2 separate regions of the Homo sapiens genome follow, and region 1 is linked to region 2. A link is a loop called in an ENCODE intact Hi-C map of the cell type or tissue named here. Cell type or tissue: gastrocnemius medialis. All regions are shown on one strand. Each heading gives the region's core, and the rest is flanking DNA. Links, peaks and the distances in the headings are about the cores only.

The links. A loop is a pair of places that touch in the nucleus more often than their neighbours do. Peaks named below come from ENCODE experiments on the same cell type or tissue, not always from the same donor. Only the 100,000 strongest peaks of a DNase experiment are listed, where the experiment ranks them.
Region 1: a loop joins it to region 2, with 2.7 times the contacts of the local background. A loop is called at or near these places in 2 of 110 quality-filtered maps.

What each region holds. Positions count from the first base shown.
Region 1 is chr3:45,118,418-45,128,137 of GRCh38, reverse strand. It overlaps CDCP1 (CUB domain containing protein 1), which reads left to right. Exons shown (of 9, transcript NM_022842.5): 2 at 9,517-9,720. Among named protein-coding and RNA genes, the nearest start is that of CDCP1, 23 kb to the left of the region's middle. RefSeq lists enhancers at 3,160-3,659, 3,660-4,161. In gastrocnemius medialis, for the core only: no CTCF peak of the experiment used is centred there; DNase peaks (open chromatin) are centred at 2,207, 4,157, 4,807, 7,967 and 1 weaker place; H3K27ac peaks cover 7,880 bases.
Region 2 is chr3:45,496,125-45,505,844 of GRCh38, reverse strand. It overlaps LARS2 (leucyl-tRNA synthetase 2, mitochondrial), which reads right to left. Exons shown (of 22, transcript NM_015340.4): 14 at 9,472-9,570; 15 at 5,266-5,403. All of the region lies in intron 2 of LARS2-AS1 (LARS2 antisense RNA 1), which reads left to right. Among named protein-coding and RNA genes, the nearest start is that of LARS2-AS1, 8.6 kb to the left of the region's middle. In gastrocnemius medialis, for the core only: a CTCF peak has its summit at 6,120 (motif pointing right); DNase peaks (open chromatin) are centred at 7,584 and 9,104; H3K27ac peaks cover 2,529 bases.

The sequences.
Region 1 (9,720 bases), core at 1,031-9,030, 380 kb after region 2:
AGGGTCTATGTCCAATCCTTCCTGGGTGTTAACTGATCACTGCAGTGTTTAATGTGGTCCTTTCCTTTGGAGAGCCTATAATGGCAGAATGGCAGGCAAGTTCTTGTAGCCACCTGTGGCACAGTATCTTCAGTTGGGAGGTGCACCTGCCGTTGGGGTTGGGGAATGGGATGGTCACCTGCCCTGCCACCCATCCCTTTCTCCAGACCTGCAACAGTAGCCTGAAAGCATTTCCTCAGCTTGGCCTGACGGCTGTACCTTGCCCCAGCTTCTTTCTAGGGGAGTCTGGTAAGCAGCCATCATTTCACATCCCTTTACTTCTCAGAGGGAGAATGAGAGATTTGCCCTGCTGTCTTGACAGGCTCTTTCCTGAAACCAGCCATGGGAATAAGGTGGAAGGAGTGGGGTGGGGAATGGGAATTGGCAGGTCCTGGCAGGTCCTACTTGACTTCCAAACCAGTGGATGAAAGGCTTTACAGCTCAGATACCCAGAAGGACAGGTGGAGGTCTCTTTTAGGAAGAAGCATTTCCTGTGAAGCCAAAGCAGAAGCCTGGTTGAAATTGACTCAAACTTGCATCGGATTTTCCCATGAGTCTCATTGACAGCTGTCTAGAGAAGTGAGTCCTGCAGGCCAGGGCTTCTATAGCATGCTTTTCTGCTAAAACTTGGCACTGGCCTTTCATTCCCAGTGCTTTGTTCTAGAATCATGGCTGCTTTTCTTTTGCCACTAACTCAGCCACATTAACTTCCCATGCCCACACCCCCCGGGCAGACCTCATGAAGCTGTGGAGCCATCAGCAGTGGAACCATGCCAGTTCCCTTTCTTAGAACCTTACACCTGGCACTGCCAAAAAAGAACAATACAAAAGAACAACCACGCCCCAAACATTTCAAATTCTGTGGAATTTAAATCTTAAGCTTAAATTCCAACTATACTTTCAAATTACTTTGACATGAAGGAGGATTTGCAGTAATACAGTGTGCTTGTTGGACCATTTAAAACAAATATGTTTTCCTTTTGATATCCTAGAAAGCCAGCAGCTTGGAAATACTTCATTCTACCTTGATTGACTTTGTTGGTAAGAACAACGCACCATCATCAGAAAGTTCCTGGTTGTGTGTGGAGTTCTTCGGGCGGGGCTAGCTCTGATGAATAGTCATTTATCATGCCCCGGGCACCGGTGTCAGAGCTGGGACACAAAACTTGTCTCTACCTCTTATTAATCATATATGCCTGGGTACATTACTTAACCTACCCAAGCCTCAGTTTCTTCATCTGTACAATGGGGTTTAATATTAGAACCTACTTTATGGAGTGGTTGTGGGGATTTATAAATATTTATAAACATATGCACGGGGCTGCCTAATATTAAGGAATCATTAAATGTTTGTTGTTGTTACTATTTAGACAGGCCTGGTGTCTAGATTCCAAAGGTTTTTCTCCCATCCAAGAGAGAATGATTAGCCCTTGAAATGGCAATTCATGTTCTAGTTCTTTCTTATGTGAAGGTGGAAATGAACTATTTCCAGGTAGGCAGATCAGTGGTCTTCCTGTTGTTGGCAAGACTTACACCTCAATTTACCAGTCTGTAAATGGACCCGGCCAAGTCAATGACACGTGGATTTTGAGTGTCTAAACCAGTTGTCTCTCTATGCCTTTAGGCCTCACTGCCTCAGGTCCACTGGACTAGGAAGACTCCAAGTTTGGCGATGTGACTATCTGGCACCCCCACCCCTCCCACAGCAGGCACTGTTAGAATGAATTCTGTTGGAGGTGACTCCCCACTTCCTGGAATCAGCCAACAACTGCATTCACTTAATAAGAATGGCAGTTTCTGTCACCTCCAGGGTAGACAAAAAAAAGAAACAGAGAGAGAGAGAGAGAAGAAGGAAGGAAGGAAGAAAGGAAGGAAAGAAAGAAGGAAGGAAGGAAAGAAAGAAAGAGAGAGAGAGAGAAAGAAGGAAAGAAAGAAAGAAAGAAAGAAAGAAAGAAAGAAAGAAAGAAAGAAAGAAAGAAAGAAAGAAAGAGAGAGAGACAAAGAATGGCAGCAGTTGCTCCTCTTCTGCTAGGTAACTTGACCAGCCTTGGCAGCTTCTATGAGGGCAGCTCATTGTGGTACCCTGGGTGGGTGGAGACTGCAGAGGTGCCAGGGTTGAACCAGAATGTCCCAGCTGCCTCCTGAGTTCAGCAAACTTGGAGAAGGGAGGTCACTTCTCTGGTCTCAGTGAGGGTGCTGGAGTCACATGAGTCAACATGTAGAAGGGCCTATTAATAGCCAATGATCAGGGCCAGGGCCATGGCTAGGTGAGGCAGATAAGGTGTGCAGAATTTAAGGAGGCACTCATACTTGCTTCCTTAAGTGGCACTGCCCTGACAGTGAGTGCCTCCTTAAGGTTTGCCTCTTCAGTGCTTTGCCTGCCTTACGTAGTCCCCACCCAGCCAGCCAGGACTGTAGGCTTTAGACTCAGAGCCAAACTGCTGCTATAGTTGTCTGCTTAGCACCCTTCAATGGTGCCCCATCGCTGCTAGTAGTAGTTGTAATATGCTATCATTGATAATATCAACAATACTAACAGCCAATATTGATTGACTACCTGGCACCATTCTAAGCACTTTGTAGGTATTAACTCATTTAGGCCTTACAGGAATTTCATTATTATCCTGTTTGCAGATGAGGAAAGTGAGGCACCAAGAAGCTAAGGAATTTGCCCAAGGAAGCACATCTGGGTGAGTGGTAGTGCCGGGAATTGACCCTAGACAGTTTGATTCTAGAATCTGTACTCTTCACCACCACACCAAGCTGCTAAGGTGTGCTGGTCCCAGTGGGTGAAGCCCAAACTCCGTGGCCAACAACCAAGCCCTTTCCCACTTCTCCAGCCTCCTCTACCCACCCAAACAAAACTCTGGCCAAATCAAACTCCCCAGAGTGGCTCCAAGGAAGCCATGATTTTCATATCTTGGCATCTTTGCACCTGCTATTCCTTCCATCTGTCCTTCCTGACAGTCATCTCACAGTTCCTGGTTGGCACACTCATATCCATTCTTTTAGACCCATCTTAAGTCATACGCCTTCTGTGAAGCCCTCCTTGACCACCACCCCCAGATGGTTGATAGCAGACCCTCAATGTCTTCAGAGTACCTTGAAGTTCCCTGGTGTCCTAAAATTACTATTTGGGTCTAATGAACAGACAGGCAAATGTTCATTCAATGTGTGTGAATTCAACACTCGCTCCCTGCAGGGAATAAAGGTTGGGAGAAATCATTGCAATGGTGTGTGTGTCCCCTTGGGGTGGATATGAGGTAGGGTATAAACTTGCCAATCTGCTGGACATCCTGGGGCTCCCATGGTGTGCACATCCACAATTTAATGAAACGTATTTTGCAAACCTGGCCCCTAAAAGCATATCACGACTTATCTGATGCTCAGTCTGAAAAGCAGGGATCTGCTCCATGGATGGAGGAAACACCAGCTGCTGGACTTGTTGAGAATGGAATGTTGGTCTGCAATGTGACCTCTTCCTAAGAGAGGACAGGGCTATTTTGGCCATAAGTGGAACCTGACTCACATGCAAGCCGTGACTGAGCAGCCACAAACTTCTTGGTTTCTGAGTCTGCCTCCCTTGGCATCCTGGGCACTCCTCCAGGGCACCATGCATCTTAATATGTATCTCCTGGTGCCTAGGCTGAGCCCAGCCCTGGCTGGGAGCTGCTCAGTCCATCTTCCTTGGACAGAGAAGGTGAATGAGAGCCGAGTCCCACAGGCAACCACACCCAGAATTGAGGCAACTTGTTCCAATTCGTCTACAAATTTTAGACGGGTTGCCAGTTATTTTGCCAGTCTTTTAAACTGTATTTGACAGATCTGGGAGAAAAATGACTTCCGGTGTTTATCACCTGGAATTCCCTCCCCTACATTAGTTTCCCTTACTAGAATCGAGAATTGCAAAGAAATAGGATGGCAGGGAGAAGAAATAACAGGGATGTGTGATATGGTGATTAATGAATGGTGAATCATGAATGATGATTAAAACAAATGGAAATTCTTCCCCCAACCCTGCCTGCCCAGGAAGGAGCTGGTGAGGCAGATGCTCACAAAGGTGTCCTAATAAGGAGAGGTCAGGAGGCAGGAGAGCTGAAGAAAAGAGCTGTGTGTGACTCAGGAGCCCAAGCCTGTGCCTTGTAAGCTTTTCCAAATGCCCTAAGCCCAGGAGCCCATGCACTGCTCTAGTGAAAGCTTGGATGCCTTTCAGCCCATAAAGCCTCAAAGTCACACCAGAATCTGGAGCATTTCTAAGTTTCTCTGAACCTGGGTAATGATTTTCTGAAATATTAGACCAATGAAATACCAAATTCCTGGGGAGGCAAAAGAAAGAGATGTGATCCAAGCATTTGTGATCAAATGAGCTGACAAGTTACTCTACTTAAGCAGTGGGGATTTTACCACTGTTTTTATTGCAGCGAAATAAATGCCTCCAGAGTGGCAGAATTGGTGGGGGTCAGGAGAGAGTCCACATTTCAAGTATGTACAAGGTGTTGAATCATTATCTTCTTGCTCCTGTTCACCCCTTCTAGCTAACTTATTTATCAGTTAGGATGAGGGGGATCATTAAAAATGACAGCCATGTGAGTGATGTGTCCTTGGCTGTGACCCTAGAAAAGAGCCTATAATATAAGTCATCTCCTCCTGTTGGAAAGGTAGCTAAATTCAGCTTTGCCTATCATGTGTCTTTAGCTTAGTTGTTTCCTCTGAACTATGAGCTGGACACCAGGTGGGGGATTACTCAAGCCCAAATTCTCTGGTCTGGTATACCAAAGAATAGTTACAAACTACAGCTGGACAGTAGAACGTGCTGGGTTGATCATCTCAGCCAGGGCAAAGAAACATATTAAGACGTTAAACATCTACCAGGAGTGAGTCATTTAACCCTCGTAAGGTTTCATCTTCCTTGATTGCAAAATGAGTTTGTGTGAAAGACCATAAATAAAAAATAGAAACAACAGAAGTAGCATTAGTAATTCATGAAGGAAGGACTGGTATATTCAACGCTTAGAGTTGGAACAATGGGCTCTCCATATGGAAAAAAAAGTAAAAGCGAATCCCTACTTCTCACCATGGACCAAAAAAAAAAAAATCCCTACGTCTCAGCATAGACCAGTACAGATTCCCAGAGCCCTTGTTATACCTACTAGGGCTTAGAACTTTATCACAGACCATTTGTAGGCCCTTAGTCTAGGCTATTAATTCCCTAAGGGCAGGGACTCTGGCTGTTTTTATCATTAAGTCATTTGCACCAAGTGTGTCCCTAGAATAGATTATGAACCCAGAAAATGTTTGTCGAATGAATACATCATTTCCAAAATTCTTTAAAAAATGAATTTCTAGGCCAGGTGCAGTGGCTCACACCTGTAATCCCAGCACTTTGGGAGGCCGAGGTGGGCAAATCACTTGAGGCCAGGAGTTCAAGACCAGCCCAGCCAACATGGTGAAACCCCCTCTTTACTACAAAATACAAAAATTAGCCAGGCGTGGTGGCACACCTGTAGTCCCAGCTACTCGGGAGACTGAGGCACGAGAATCACTTGAGTCCCAAAGGCAGAGGTTGCCAAGATCACGCCATTGCACTCCGGCCTGGGCAACAGAGGGAAACTCTGTCTCAAAAAAAAATTTCTAAAAGAGATTATACATTTTTCTGGCTGGGCACAATGGCTCACGCCTGTAATCCCAGCACTTTGGGAGGCTGAGGTGGGTGGATCACCTGAGGTCAGGAGTTCAAGACCAGCTTGGCCAACATGGTGAAACCCCAGCTCTACTAAAAATACAAAAATTAGCTGAGCGTGGTGGCACATGCCTTTAGTCCCAGCTACTCGGGAGGCTGAGGCAGGAGAATAGCTTGAGCCCAGGAGGCGGAGGTTGCAGTGAGCCGAGGTTGCGCCACCGCACTCCAGCCTGGGCAACAGAGTGAGATTCCGTCTCAAAAAAAAAAAAAAAAATACAGATTATACATTTTTCTTTGACTGTCATTATAAAAGAATACCTTGCCATATACCCAGAATTATTTTGGGTACTAACCTGGCCAAACAACAGAGAAGAACTGAGTGGAGAGATTTTGGTGAGATCAGCTTTGGTCTTCTCTGAATCTAAGTTAAAGAGATTTAAAATATTACATATACCTAGGCTTCCCCCAAAATATTATTAAACCATATTTTAACTGTGGTAATGATTATTCTTTTATTAATTTATTACATGCCTACTTTGTGTGAAAACATGATCTTTTGAACACTTTTTCTTTTTATTAAGGTATAGCTTACATAAAATAAACATCATCAATTTTAAGTGTACAGTTTGATGAATTTTGGCATTTGTATACAAGGTGTAATCACTGCTATCGTCAAGATACAAAACAGTCCCCTCACCCTGCACGGTCTGCTTTGCCCCCTGGTACTCCATTCCCTCTCCCCATCTCTAGCCTTAGGCAATGCAGCTCTGCTTAGCGTCTAGCACTGATTTAAAATAATGATCATAGGGGCAGGAATTTTTAAATAAAGGATAAAAAAGCTGACAGAAGGGGAAATGGGAATAAGAAAGAAATTGGTAACATAGCTAGATGGGCTGTAGCCTCAGATTGGACTCAGCTTCACTTGCTGGTGAATTAGCCCAACTTGGAGAGACTGAGGGCTCCAAGAATTTTTTTTACAAATAACACAGTTAGACGTTTTCATGATTACAGAAAAAGAACACAAGAGTTGTAATATACAGCTCAGATATAAACCTGGCAACTGGGTTTCTGAACATAGATCTGGATTCATTTTTAATCTGACATCTTGAGGAACTCCTCAGCCTCAGAAGATTCTAAATGGCCACACTGCTTGAAGACCAAGCATTTGAGCAAATAAAACTTCTGCCCCTGAGAATATATTCTCTCTCAAGCTATTAATTAAAAGATGCATAGTCCCTTGTTCTTGCCAGGATTTATTAGCCGAAAGTAAAATATGGGAATGGTAGTATGTCTATGAGAAATTAAATGCGGTGAAGACAAGCACACAGGGACTAATAGTTTTATATGGAGTTGTTTTGGGGCTTAAAACGTTTTGTCTCCTCGTGGGGATCAGGCACTGCCTTGGTCGTGGGGCTACCACTAAAAAATACGGGCAAGTTCCTGCTGCCTCCTGTAGGAGCTCACGGACATCAAGCGCAGGGTTCAGGAGGACTGAAGTGGTGGGGGGAGGGGAGCACTTTAGGTGGGCTGGTCAGGGAAGGCCACTCTGAAAATGTGACCTTTGTGCTGAGACCGGAATGACAACAAGGAGCCAGCTTTTTCTAGAGAAAGCACTTTTGGTGTCAGGACCAGCATGTGCAAAGGCCCTGAGGTGGGAAAGAGGTTGGTGTGTTCAAGAAAGAAGGCAAGACTGGCCTGAACACAGTGACTAAGGTGGAGAGGGTTACACGCAGAAGCCAGAAAGACAAGAAGTTTTGCCCCAAAAATGGAAATCTAAGCACTCTTGCAGTCATAAAACTGGCCATGGCAGTGCCCTGGTGCCCAGAGAGATATGTCATTTCTGAGCAGTAGTTGGGAATTCTTCCAGTTACAAAGTCGCTTCCTACTTACTCAGGTAATAGTCATAGACTCAGAGCTGGCAGGGAGTGTAGAGTTATTCTAGCCCCACCCCTTCATTTTACAATGAAGGAACAGAGGCCCAAAGAGGGTAAAGTTCATACCTGAAAAACCATTCTAAGTGAGGTCAAAAGGCAAACGATAAACTGGGGAAAATATTTACAGTTCATATAAGGTTGGGAGATCAATTTCCATACTATGTAAGGAGCAGCTGGCCAGTGGGGTTGGAGCAGAGTGTAGAATGGAGAGAGAGGCACAAGAAAAGGGTGACAGAAATCCAAATGTGTGATCACATACAGCTGCTGAGCTGTGGGAATACAGCATGCTCACTCATGGCAGCTGGCAGAAGTACATCCAGTCTTGTGCAGGCTAGCAGTTATGGTAAAATTATAGCACATGGCTCGTCCAACACTGAAGAGGACTCAGATGTCATTCAGCAGGTGCATGGATAAATAAATCATGGCCTATTCTGTCAATGGAATAGTACTCAGCAATAAAAAGGAGGAAACTACTGACCCATGCAGCAGCGTGGGTGAATCTCACAAGCATGCTGAGCAGAAGCAGCCAGCTACAAAAGAGAAAGTACTATAGGCTTCCATTTGCATGAAGGTCCAGAGCAGGACAAACTCATTGACAGTTTTCTAGGACTTGGAGTGGAGGTTGACTGCAGAGGGGCACTGAGGGAACTTTTGAGGGTGAGGAAAATATTTGTATATCCTGATTGTGGTGGTCACATGAGTGTATACATTTGTCAAAACTCTCAAAATGAGTGAGTCCTTTTTAATGTGTGTAAATTACTGTCAATAAGGTTGATTTTTTAAAAATAAATTTTTACAAGGAGGGAAAAAAGAATAGATGGGAAACAAAAGCTTCTGATTAGATTGCTATTCATTCACTAACTGTTTATCAAGCACCATTTGTGTGCCAGCACGATAACAGATCCCGACCAGCTGTTTGTACCAGAACATGGTGCTACATGAACTGTGAGCCCCTAGGCTCCCTCCACAGGATTTACCTACAGACGATCTTCCCATCATCTGCTGTTCCCAGGCCATCAGCTGCCCGGAGACTCATAATCAGAATCCAAGATAGGGCAGGGGCAGTGTCAGCTAAGGAGAAAGTGGCTCTCCCTTCTTGGTCTAAGAGCACTTAATCAATCAAGCAAAGCAAATGGGAAGGAGATTGGGCTTGTTTGTGAACCAGAGCCCTACTCTGACATTTGTACAATTCTGTTTAATAACCAACCCCCACCTCACTTGCTTGATACTGTTTGCTCAGGTGTTTTTTCTAAACCCCAATCTGAGATAATAGCATTGTTTTGCTCTAACTTTCCAAATTCATTGATATAATATGATTATATCTAATTTCTGCAAATGTTTTTCTAGCCCCCACTACCATACGTACATACATATGTATGTATGTACGTACGTGTGTATGTGTGTATGTGCTGGGCATATAAAGCACCCAGGGCAAGGGACAGCAGCTCTTTGCAGATAAATGTGTCTCCCTATGATGGATGGTTTCTGTGTGTAGACTTTGTTCTACTGTCATGTTGAGAAAAGGTGTGGTGGTTACTCTGGTTGTTATTTAATACTGCTCAGATGGGATATCTAACAGCATACTGCTCAAGACATCTAGAATGTGGTATAGTGTTTTCAATTTGTAGAAAAATTAATAATCCAAACAAGAAACACATGTCAGTGACCAGCTGGCAGCATCCTGGTTCTTTTTCATTGCTAAGGTCGGAACTGTCATTTTGCACCACCCTTCTTCTCAGAAAAGGAGGGAAGGAACAAAGTTGTCATAGAGGACATCCTCTCTGAACCAGATTGGGGTCGGGGACCACAGCAGTTTGCAGACCTAAATCATCCTGCTTACTTCATTTTCCTTCCTTCCTTCAGAAGCTTTTGAGATTGCTCTGCCACGAGAAAGCAACATTACAGTTCTCATAAAGCTGGGGACCCCGACTCTGCTGGCAAAACCCTGTTACATCGTCATTTCTAAAAGACATATAACCATGTTGTCCATCAAGTCTGGAGAAAGAATAGTCTTTACCTTTAGCTGCCAGAGTCCTGAGAATCACTTTGTCATAGAGATCCAGAAAA
Region 2 (9,720 bases), core at 1,156-9,155:
TGGCCATTGAATAATTTACTGATTGAATACTTCCATAAAAAATCATTCAGAAACTGGCAGAAATATGCTCTACTGTTAAGGAGCTAGAAATCACTTACATATGGTCTTTGTTTCCAGACCTACATAAGAAGGAGCTATTCCCCCAACTTTTTTTTGTAGGCAGTGTCTTACTTTGTTGCATAGGCTAGCGTGCAGTGGCAATCATGGCTCACTGCAGCCTTGAACTCCTGGACTCAAGTAATTCTGCTGCCTCAGACTCCCAAGTAGCTGGGACTACAAGTGTGCACCACCACACCTGGCTCATTAATTTTTTTTTTTTTTTTAACAGATGGAGTCTCACTACGTTGCCTAGGCTGGTCTCAAACTCATGGCCTAAAGTGATCCTTCCACCTTGGTCTCCCAAAGTGCTGGGATTATAAGCATGAACCACCACGCCTGGCCTGAGATGTTTCTCAAGTTGTATTTGGTTTTTAACTTAAGTTTGAATCAATTCTCTCTAGCCCATGGAGGATATTTCCTTTGTTTCTTGTTTTGTTTTAGAAACAGGGTATTCCTATGTTGCCCAGGCTGGAATCAAGCTCCTGGGCTCAAGTAATCTTCCCGCCTCAGCCTCAATCTCAGCTTCTGGAGTAGCTAAGAACATAGGTGTGCACAACTGCATGAACTGGAGAACATTTCCTCTGAAGAATATAAACTTTTATCTGTTTGTTTCAAGGGATTAAACTCAATTTCTTTTTCTTTTCTTTGCTTTTTTTTTTAATTTTTAGACAGAGTCTTGTTCTGTCACCCAAGCTGGAGTGCAGTGGCACGATCTTGGCTCACTGCAGCCTCCGCCTCCCAGGTTCAAGCAATTCTCGTGCCTCAGCCTCCCTAGTAGCTGGGGGCTACAGGCGCATGCCACCATGCTCGGCTAATTCTTGTATTTTTAGTAGAGATGGGGTTTCACCATGTTGGCCAGGCTGGTCTCGAACTCCTGACCTCAAGCAATCCACCCGCCTTGGCCTCCCAAAGTGCTGGGATTACAGGTGTGAGCCATCACATCCAACCTAAACTCAATTTCTTAAAAAAAAAAACAAACAAAACAAAACAAAAAAAACACTAAAAATGTGTAGTATCTGTGAGACCATGACAGTAACAGGACACAATTCCCATTATCAATGACAATCTTTATCTAGTTAGGTAAATTAGTTTCCAGACATAAGAAATGCAAAGCAGAACTGGCAAATTCTAGAACCTAAAGTACAAACACTTTAACAAATTTGTTTATGTGAGGAGTAATGCTGTTAATGTTTTTAGTGTCCTTCTGATGCAGACCAGTTTATTTTCATACATGAAGGTCTCTGGGGCTGATGAGAATAAATTTATTTTAAGCATTTAATTTAGACCCTAAATTAATTTTCTGTACAGTAGACTTCTTTTAATCCATGCATGCATGTGCAGAGTCGGCCATCTGGTCCGAGGGTTAAGTGAAGGGAAGGAGCTTTCAATGTGCTTCATTGTAATGAAAATGGGTTTCTGTCTGCATTTCAAAAGTTTTAAAAGTAATATTTTTCTATCTATCAAAATTTTAAAGACACATATTTTTTGACCCAGAATTCCCCAGTGTTAGGACTTGAGCCTACATATATGCTCCCAATTATTTGCTAAGCGTATAATAAAGAGGATCACTGGACTTAAAAAAAAATAGTAATTGGAAGAATAGGTGACCGCTTACATAAATTATGGTATATCCATATGAGGGAATACTATGCCTACATTAAAAAGAATGTGATATCTGTTTGTGCTGATATGGAAAGACCACCAAGCTACATTATTAGGTCAAAGAAGCAAAGGACATGTATGCAATATAAGCAACATTTAAAATGACTATATCAATAAAAACACACGTGGGGATAGGCAAAATATTTTCCTGGCAGAAATAAAAAGAAACCTAAAAGTCGAGGAAAGGGCTAAAGAGTGGCGTGCAGGGAGGGAGACAACAATGTTCACTTTCTGTGTAGTTACAAAATGGTTTAGACATGTATTACTTTTTTTTAAATTGTCAACATGGGTTATCTGGATAGGGAAATAATCAGATATTTCCCCCCTTTCCTTCTCTGTAATTAAAAAATATTCTAAAGGATGTTGTAGTAAACAAACAAACAGAAAAACAACATAACAACAACTGAAAAAAAAAATCCAGCAATTATGCTTCTGGTAATACAGCAGACAAGAGAGCCTGAATTATTGTCCTGATGAAAAACAAGTGAAAAAGTCAGTTGGAGTATAAAATACATTTGAGCTGGCAAAACCAAACCAAACCCAACTTAGGAAAACACAGTTACTGAAGCCAGCTTCCACCCTGGGCATAGCTATAGAACCCCTGTGATCATAAATGTTTGTGCATGGCATGGTACACAAAAGATGGGACACCAAACCTAAAGCCTAAGCAACCTTGGGAGTCTAGAAGAAGATCTCAAACAAGGCAGGAATCGTCACTGAACCAGAAATCATCAATGAACTAGAAATAAACCTGTGGTTAGAAGAGACAAACAAGGAAACTTGCCTATCTTGACCATGGTGATGTATAGGAGGAAAGAAAAGTATTTCTCCTGAGAATCTGTAGACAGAAGTTGACCCTCATGTGGGTTTGGGACTGTATTCGTATTACCTATATGGTCCTAAAAACCTCAAGCAGAAAATTCAGTTTAAAGTGATCTTGGATTGGTAGCATCTCCAGGCAACAGGGAGAAGCTAACACAAAATCACCTCTAGCAGAGAGGTTCCAAAGAGTTCCTACAAAAAAAAAAGGGTTCAAGAAATATAAGGTCAGTTAAAACACCCCTTGCACCCCATCCCCCAAAGAACTAGGCATCATGAGTGAGAACAGCAGAAACAACAAATGACTAAACAGACCCATAATGACATTAGATAAAGAATTATCAGATAATATAAAATAGTATGTTTAATCTATTTTAGAAAATAAAGTCTTAAAAGATACCATGAAAATACTACAAAAATCATAAAGGAAAATTTAAAAACCTAGAACTTCTAGAAATGAAGAATAATTAAAATAAAAAAACTCAAAGAATGGGTTAATCAGCAGATAGAGACAGAGAGACAATTAGAAACTGGAAGATAGCTATAAAGAAATTGGCTGGGCACAGTGGCTCATGCCTGTAATCCCAGCACTTCGGGAGGCCGAGGCAGGCGGATTACTTGAGGTCAGAAGTTTGAGACCAGCCTGCCCATCATGGTGAAACTCCATCTCTACTAAAAATACAAAAATTAGCTGGGCGTGCTGGTGGGCGCCTGTAGTCCCAGAATAAAGATCCTATCAATAAGCCCTGGGATATATGACAACTTGATTTATGATGGAGAGGGCACTACAGATCAGTGGGGAAAAGGATGGACTATTCCATTAACAGTACTGACACACCGAAAGCAGTAGCCATAAAGGAAAGATTATTAATTTTTACTACATTAAGAGTTTCTGTTCATCAAAAGATGCCATAAAAACAAGACAAGCCAAGAACTAGAAAAAACTACTTGCAATACATATAGCTGAAAAAGGATTAGTATCAAGAATATTTAAAGAACCCCTTACAAATCAATAAAAGAGAAACGATCTAGAAAAAATAAAAGCATAGGATACAAACAGGGATTTGATCACAGAGATTCATAAACCTATGAAACATGATAAACTTCATTAAGAAATCAACTATAGTCAACAATAACTTAATTAAACATTTAAAAATAACTAAAAGAGTATAATTGGATTGTTTGTAACACAAAGGATAAATGCTTGAAGGAATGGATACCCAACTTTCCATGATGTGATTACTATGCATTGCATGCCCATACCAAAATATCTCATGTACCCCATAAATATACACCTACTATGTACCTGCAAAAATTAAAAATTAAAAAATTAAAAAAAAATCGGTGTCTTGAAATTCAAATTTAACTCACAACGTGACCCATTATATACCCACTGGTTTGGTGAAATTTAAAAGTTGGATAGTACAAAATGTTGATGACGACGTAGAGTGATCGGATCCCTCATTTCTACTAGTGGGAGTATAGGCTTAGGTAATCACTATGGAAAACAGTTTGGTGTTTCTCAAGACAGTTGAACACGTGCGTATCCTACAATCGAGCAATTCTACTCTTAGGTACACATTTTAAAGAAATGGTGACGCATATGTCAGGAACCACGTGCAAGAAGGTTCATAGCAGTTTTGTTCATAATTGCACAAAACAGTCCAACCACCATTAATGGTGGTATGATACATAAACTGAGTTCTATTTTGGAAGTTTCATTCCATATAATGGAATATCACGCAGCAGTGAAACAGGAATGAAATATAACTTCATCCGTCAGCACTGCTGAATCTCAAAAAACTGTTGAGTGAGGAAAGCAAGACAGAATACCTGAAATATAATTCTACCTATGTAAAGTTCAAACACAGGAAAACCAGACAATATATAGTTTAAAAATACATGCAGAAACGATACATTTATAAAGAAAAGCAAGAAAGTGAGGAATTAAAAATCTGGGATCGGTATTAGCTAGGGGCGAGGTGGTGGGCGTAGAAGAGCGATACACAATTGGAGGGGGCACCTTGGGGATTCTAAGGTACCTGAAATACTCTGTTTCTTAAACTGAGGAGTGGGGCATGTATGTTCATATATAAAAATTCCATATTTAATGTGTTGTACCATTCTTTAAATACATTAAATATGTAATTTTTATATATGATACGTTTCATGGGGAAAAGTACACACACATTTTTCTGAACATTATGAGGAAAGGGTTACAATAGGCCAACAGGAAAAGAATTTACTGATGTTTTTACAATGTGATTCTCTATTTCAAATCCACTCTATACATTTTTTAGAGGGATGCATCAAGGTGGGATTCAGCCAAGCTTAGGAACAAGAGCTGACATGGAAGGACTGGGTGATAAGCATGACCTCACATGAGATGCTATAAAACACTATGGGCCACTCCTCTCTGCCTCACAGGTACAATTCTTAATTACTTAACTCAGTTAAACAGAGAAGCACTGAAGGCTAGGTTCTATGCAAGCATGCAACATCACATGCCAGAACTGACTACGCAATATAAATGGACCTCAAATGATTAAGGTTGACAACCTCTAAAGCATACTAGAAAACTAGTATTCTACTACATGCATTTACCTTGCTTCAGAAGAACTGACACCTGCTTAAAGTTGCTATTCATGGAACTCAATTATTTTGCAAAGCAGTATAAGTGCTTACCTATGTTTAACCATTTTTTGATCATGGCAAAAATGACTAAAGAATCTTGCATAGAACAAGTGCATGACGGCATGTTCTTTCCCTCCAATGTACAAATCCACAGGCATCCAGTAATCGGCCACTGCTGTGTTAAAAGGGCTGTAAAAAAGAGATGGAGGCATTTTTAAAAACCTGCTTTGCCACAATTGTGTAAATTAAACAGGCCTATTGTAATATGCATATGCCCTGAAATGAACCGTATCAGGGAATAACAATGATTTTTTTAAAATATAAGAGAAGGCCGGGCGCGGTGGCTCATGCCTGTCATCCCAGCAGTTTGGGAGGCCGAGGCAGGTGGCTCACCTGAGGTCAGGAGTTCGAGACCAGCCTGCCCAACATGGCGAAACCCCATCTCTACTAAAAATACAAAAATTAGCCAGTTGTAGTGGTGGGCACCTGTAATCCCAACTACTCAGGAGGCTGAGGCAGGAGAACCACTTGAACCCGGGAGGCAGAGGTTGCAGTGAGCCAAGATCGTGCCATTGCACTCCAGCCTGGGCAACAGGGTGAGACTCTGTCTCAAAAACAAAACAGACAAACAAACAAACAAACAAACAAACAAAAATATATATATGAGAAAAGCTTATATAATAAAAAAGAAAAAAGTCAGGTAAGTGTTAATTTATGAAATTATAAAAATGGTTACAGAAGATATTACTGACATATTTCAACAAAAGCAATTTGCATATAAAATGAGGACAAAAGGAAAACATACCAGCAAAAAAAGGCATCTTGCTACAATGCACCTTGAATATCTAGATTCACTTTAATTTTTATTATTATGATTACACAATTGAGATGTCAGAGTTCCTACCAATAGAGGGCAATGTGGTATTTACAATGAAGATTAACATGCAGATACTAAATGTTTATTTATTAATTTATTTTCACATTAAAAAACATTTTTTTTTCTTTATTAAAGTTTGGGTCTTGCTTGGTCACCCACGCTGGAGCGCAGTGGCACAATCATAGTTCACTGCAGCCTCCAACTCCTGGGCTCAAGCGATCTTCCAGCCTCAACCTCCCAAGTATCTAGGACTACAGACACACACCACTCTGCCCAGCTAATTTTTTCTTTTTTTTTTTTAATTTTCTTTTTGAGACGGAGTCTCGCTCTGTCACCCAGGCTCGGTTGCAGGGGCGTGATCTCGGCTCACTGCAACCTCCGCCTCCAGGGTTCAAGCTATTCTTGTGCCTCAGCCTCCTGAGTAGCTGGGATTACAGATGCCTGACACCACACCAGGCTAATTTTTATATTTTTAGTAGAGATGGGGTTTTGCCATGTTGGTCAGGCTGATCTTGAACTTCTGACCTCAGGTGATCTGCCTAACTCGGCCTCCCAAAGTGCTGGGACTACAGGTGTGAGCCACTGCACCTGGCCATCAGTTAATTTTTTTAAAACATTTTTTATGGAGACGAGGTCTTGCTACGTTCAGTCCAGCTGGTCTTGAACTCCTGGCCTCAAGTCATCTTCCTGCCTCGGCCTCCCCAAGTTATGGGATTACACATGTGAGCCACTGTGCCCCAGCTGTAAATGTTTATTTTAAAATAGAAATTTGATTTTATTTTTTAAAGCAGTCTGAAAATATACTCAGCTAGAGACTGTATATTGCTTACTGAATGCGATGCAACATATTTAAGGTGACTTGTCATATAATAGCCCAATAACTCTCACCTAACAGATACTAATAGAAAGGCTTTCTCATACTCTTGGGTCCTAAAGGACACTGGAGAGGAAAGGAAATGTCATTTCCATTTTCTGGCTGGGACCTTCGGTGGGAGGGGCAGCACTGGCTGGCGACAGACCTCTGTGTTGCCAAGGTAATGCCGTCCCTTGAGGTCAGCCAATCAAGCAAACCTTTGCCTTTGGAGGACTTCGAATATTTGTGAATTGGTTCCCTGACACCTCAAGCCACCTTTTTCCCCAGGATAGACTTGGCTGGCTTCAGCTTTGAGGCTAGAAAAAAGAGCCTGGCTACCACCACATATTTGCATCTTAATATAGTTTGGTGTTCTCCAGTCACTGTACCAGAATTCTGATAAAATTTTTAAAAAACACTTTTTTTCTTCGTGAAAAACAGTTCCCTAAAGAAATTCAACTGCCAATCCAGGCGACAGAAAAGAAAGGAAAGTGAAGGATGGTATTTGGCCGGAAAACAAGTTTGGGATATATTAAGGAGTGAAATGTTGAAAGTAGCTACAGCTCAGATTTATGATCCACTCAGGAAACCACCCCAGGAAGAACTCGTGCTGGGGCTGAAGCTAACTACAGTGTGTCATGAGGGAAATGAAGTGCTCACTGCTGTTCACAAACTGGGGGCTGTGACGGTCTCAGGATGTCTCTCCCGCCACGGTAACTTGAGGTCTCTCTCATCTGTGTGAAGGCTTTCCTTTGAAGCACTCTGAGAAAGGAAAGAGCCTGACCTCACTTGCATTCTAAGCCAGTTGTTACTACATGAAATGCACCAATGGCCCCTTATAGAGGGAAGGCCCTGAAGGGGAGCCCCTCTGTGGGCCAGAGAAGGCCATGCTGGTGGTTCCCAGCCACAGTCGTCACCTTGCACCCTTCCTGCCTTTGCAGGGTGTCTTTCACTCAGGATCCCCCTCATTTCTTTTTTTTCTTTTTTTTTTTTTGAGAGGAAGTCTCACTTTGTTGCCCAGGCTGGAGTGCAGTGGCACGAGCTCAGCTCACTGCAACCTCTGCCTCCCGGGTTCAAGCGATTCTCCTGTCTCAGACTCCTGAGTAGCTGGGATTACAGGTGCGTGCCACCGTGTCCAGCTAATTTTTGTATTTTTGGTAGAGTTGGGGTTTTGCCATGTTAGTCAGGCTGGTCTCCAACTCCTGACCTCAGGTGATCAGCCTGCCTCGGCCTCCCAAAGCGCTGGAATTACAGGCGTGAGCCACCATGCCTGACAAGGATCCCCCTTATATCTGATATGAACTCAAATTACAGAATCACAACACTGCAGGTTGAAATTCTGGCAGGGTGAGGGCAGGAGTATCTGTCTCACTAGAAAGATATTATTTTAGAACCACGAAGAATAGGGAGGCATATTTTATATGTAGGCAACAGGGTTCCAGAATGTTTCTGCCATGGACAAGAGCAATTAGGCAAGGCCCTTTTAAGCACAATGCTGTGTTTTTTCCTGGGCTCTGGAAGAGTTTCTTTCGGTTCTCATTCTCTCTCTTTATAAGGCTACCTACTGCTCTCTTTTCCTTAATTTGTTTCTTTTTTTGGGGGGGGCGGGGTTCAAATAAACACATGAATACAGCTTAAAAATCAAAATGGTACTGAAAGATTTACAATGAAAAACAGTGGTCTCCAGCCCCAATTCTTTCCTTGCCTCAGGCCTGTCTCTTAGCCACTTTTAATTCTTTTGGTTGTTTCTCCCAGCAATTATTGAAAAAAAAAAACATGTTTATACTCTTTATTGATTTATCAATTTAGGAAATGATCTACTATGTAGTAAGAGGTGAGGCTTCTTAGCGGTCTCACCCTCCCTACCTGCTACCTTCTCTGTAGAGTTACATTATTCTTTTCAGTTAAATAAATAACATTACATCTTTACAATCATACAAATGCAGTTCACTGCAAGGAGGGTATCACAGTAGCATTTCCTTCTTTTTCCGTTTTGTATTTGTGTTGTACTTGGGATTTACTTGGCTGTGAATAATCTAACTTAATGATGTAGCACTCTCCCTTTAAGAGAGCCTGTTCCGAGGTGCACAGTTGACTGACAGCTTCCAGCTGCTGCATCTGTGGACCCACTCTGGTGTGTTCCTGCCAGCCCATGTTGCTCTCCCAGGCTGCTCCCAGGAGAGTAGAGGGAGGGGCTGGAGCAGAGCCATTTTAGCCTGACTGTAAGACTCTAATGGACAAGCTTTGCTTGGGCCTTCCCACTGGCCAGGTCGAGGCTTTCTCAGAGTTGTGCTGTGGGCTGAGGCTCCTCCACCTGATCCTCCTTCCTTTCCCTTCTCCTTTCACACCTGTCACAGCTCCATCGTGGTCTAAGAGCACTCTCTGCCCACTCCTCCTCTTCTCCCCTTTAATCTGCACAGGCATTTCCCCCCAAGAAATCTCTTGCATGTCTAATTCCATCTTGGTCTTTGCTTCTAGGAGGAGCCACACTGACAAATGCTCAAAGACATCAGCAGGGACGTTTTACCTGTGTGGATTATGAGGGTCAGTGTATCTGAAGTAGTACCAAGCAGAATCAACAAAGGTATCCATCGTGTCTGTCTCTCTCTTGGCTGCTCCCTTGCACCTAAGAAAGAAATGAAATTCATCAATTGGTTTCTTTTTAAATTTTAATGCAGTTTTCCATCAGCTTTTGAGAGAGCTATAAGTATGAATTTAAAATGTCATAAGAATAAAGCCACAGGCTGGGTGTGGTGGCTCACGCTTGTAATCCCAG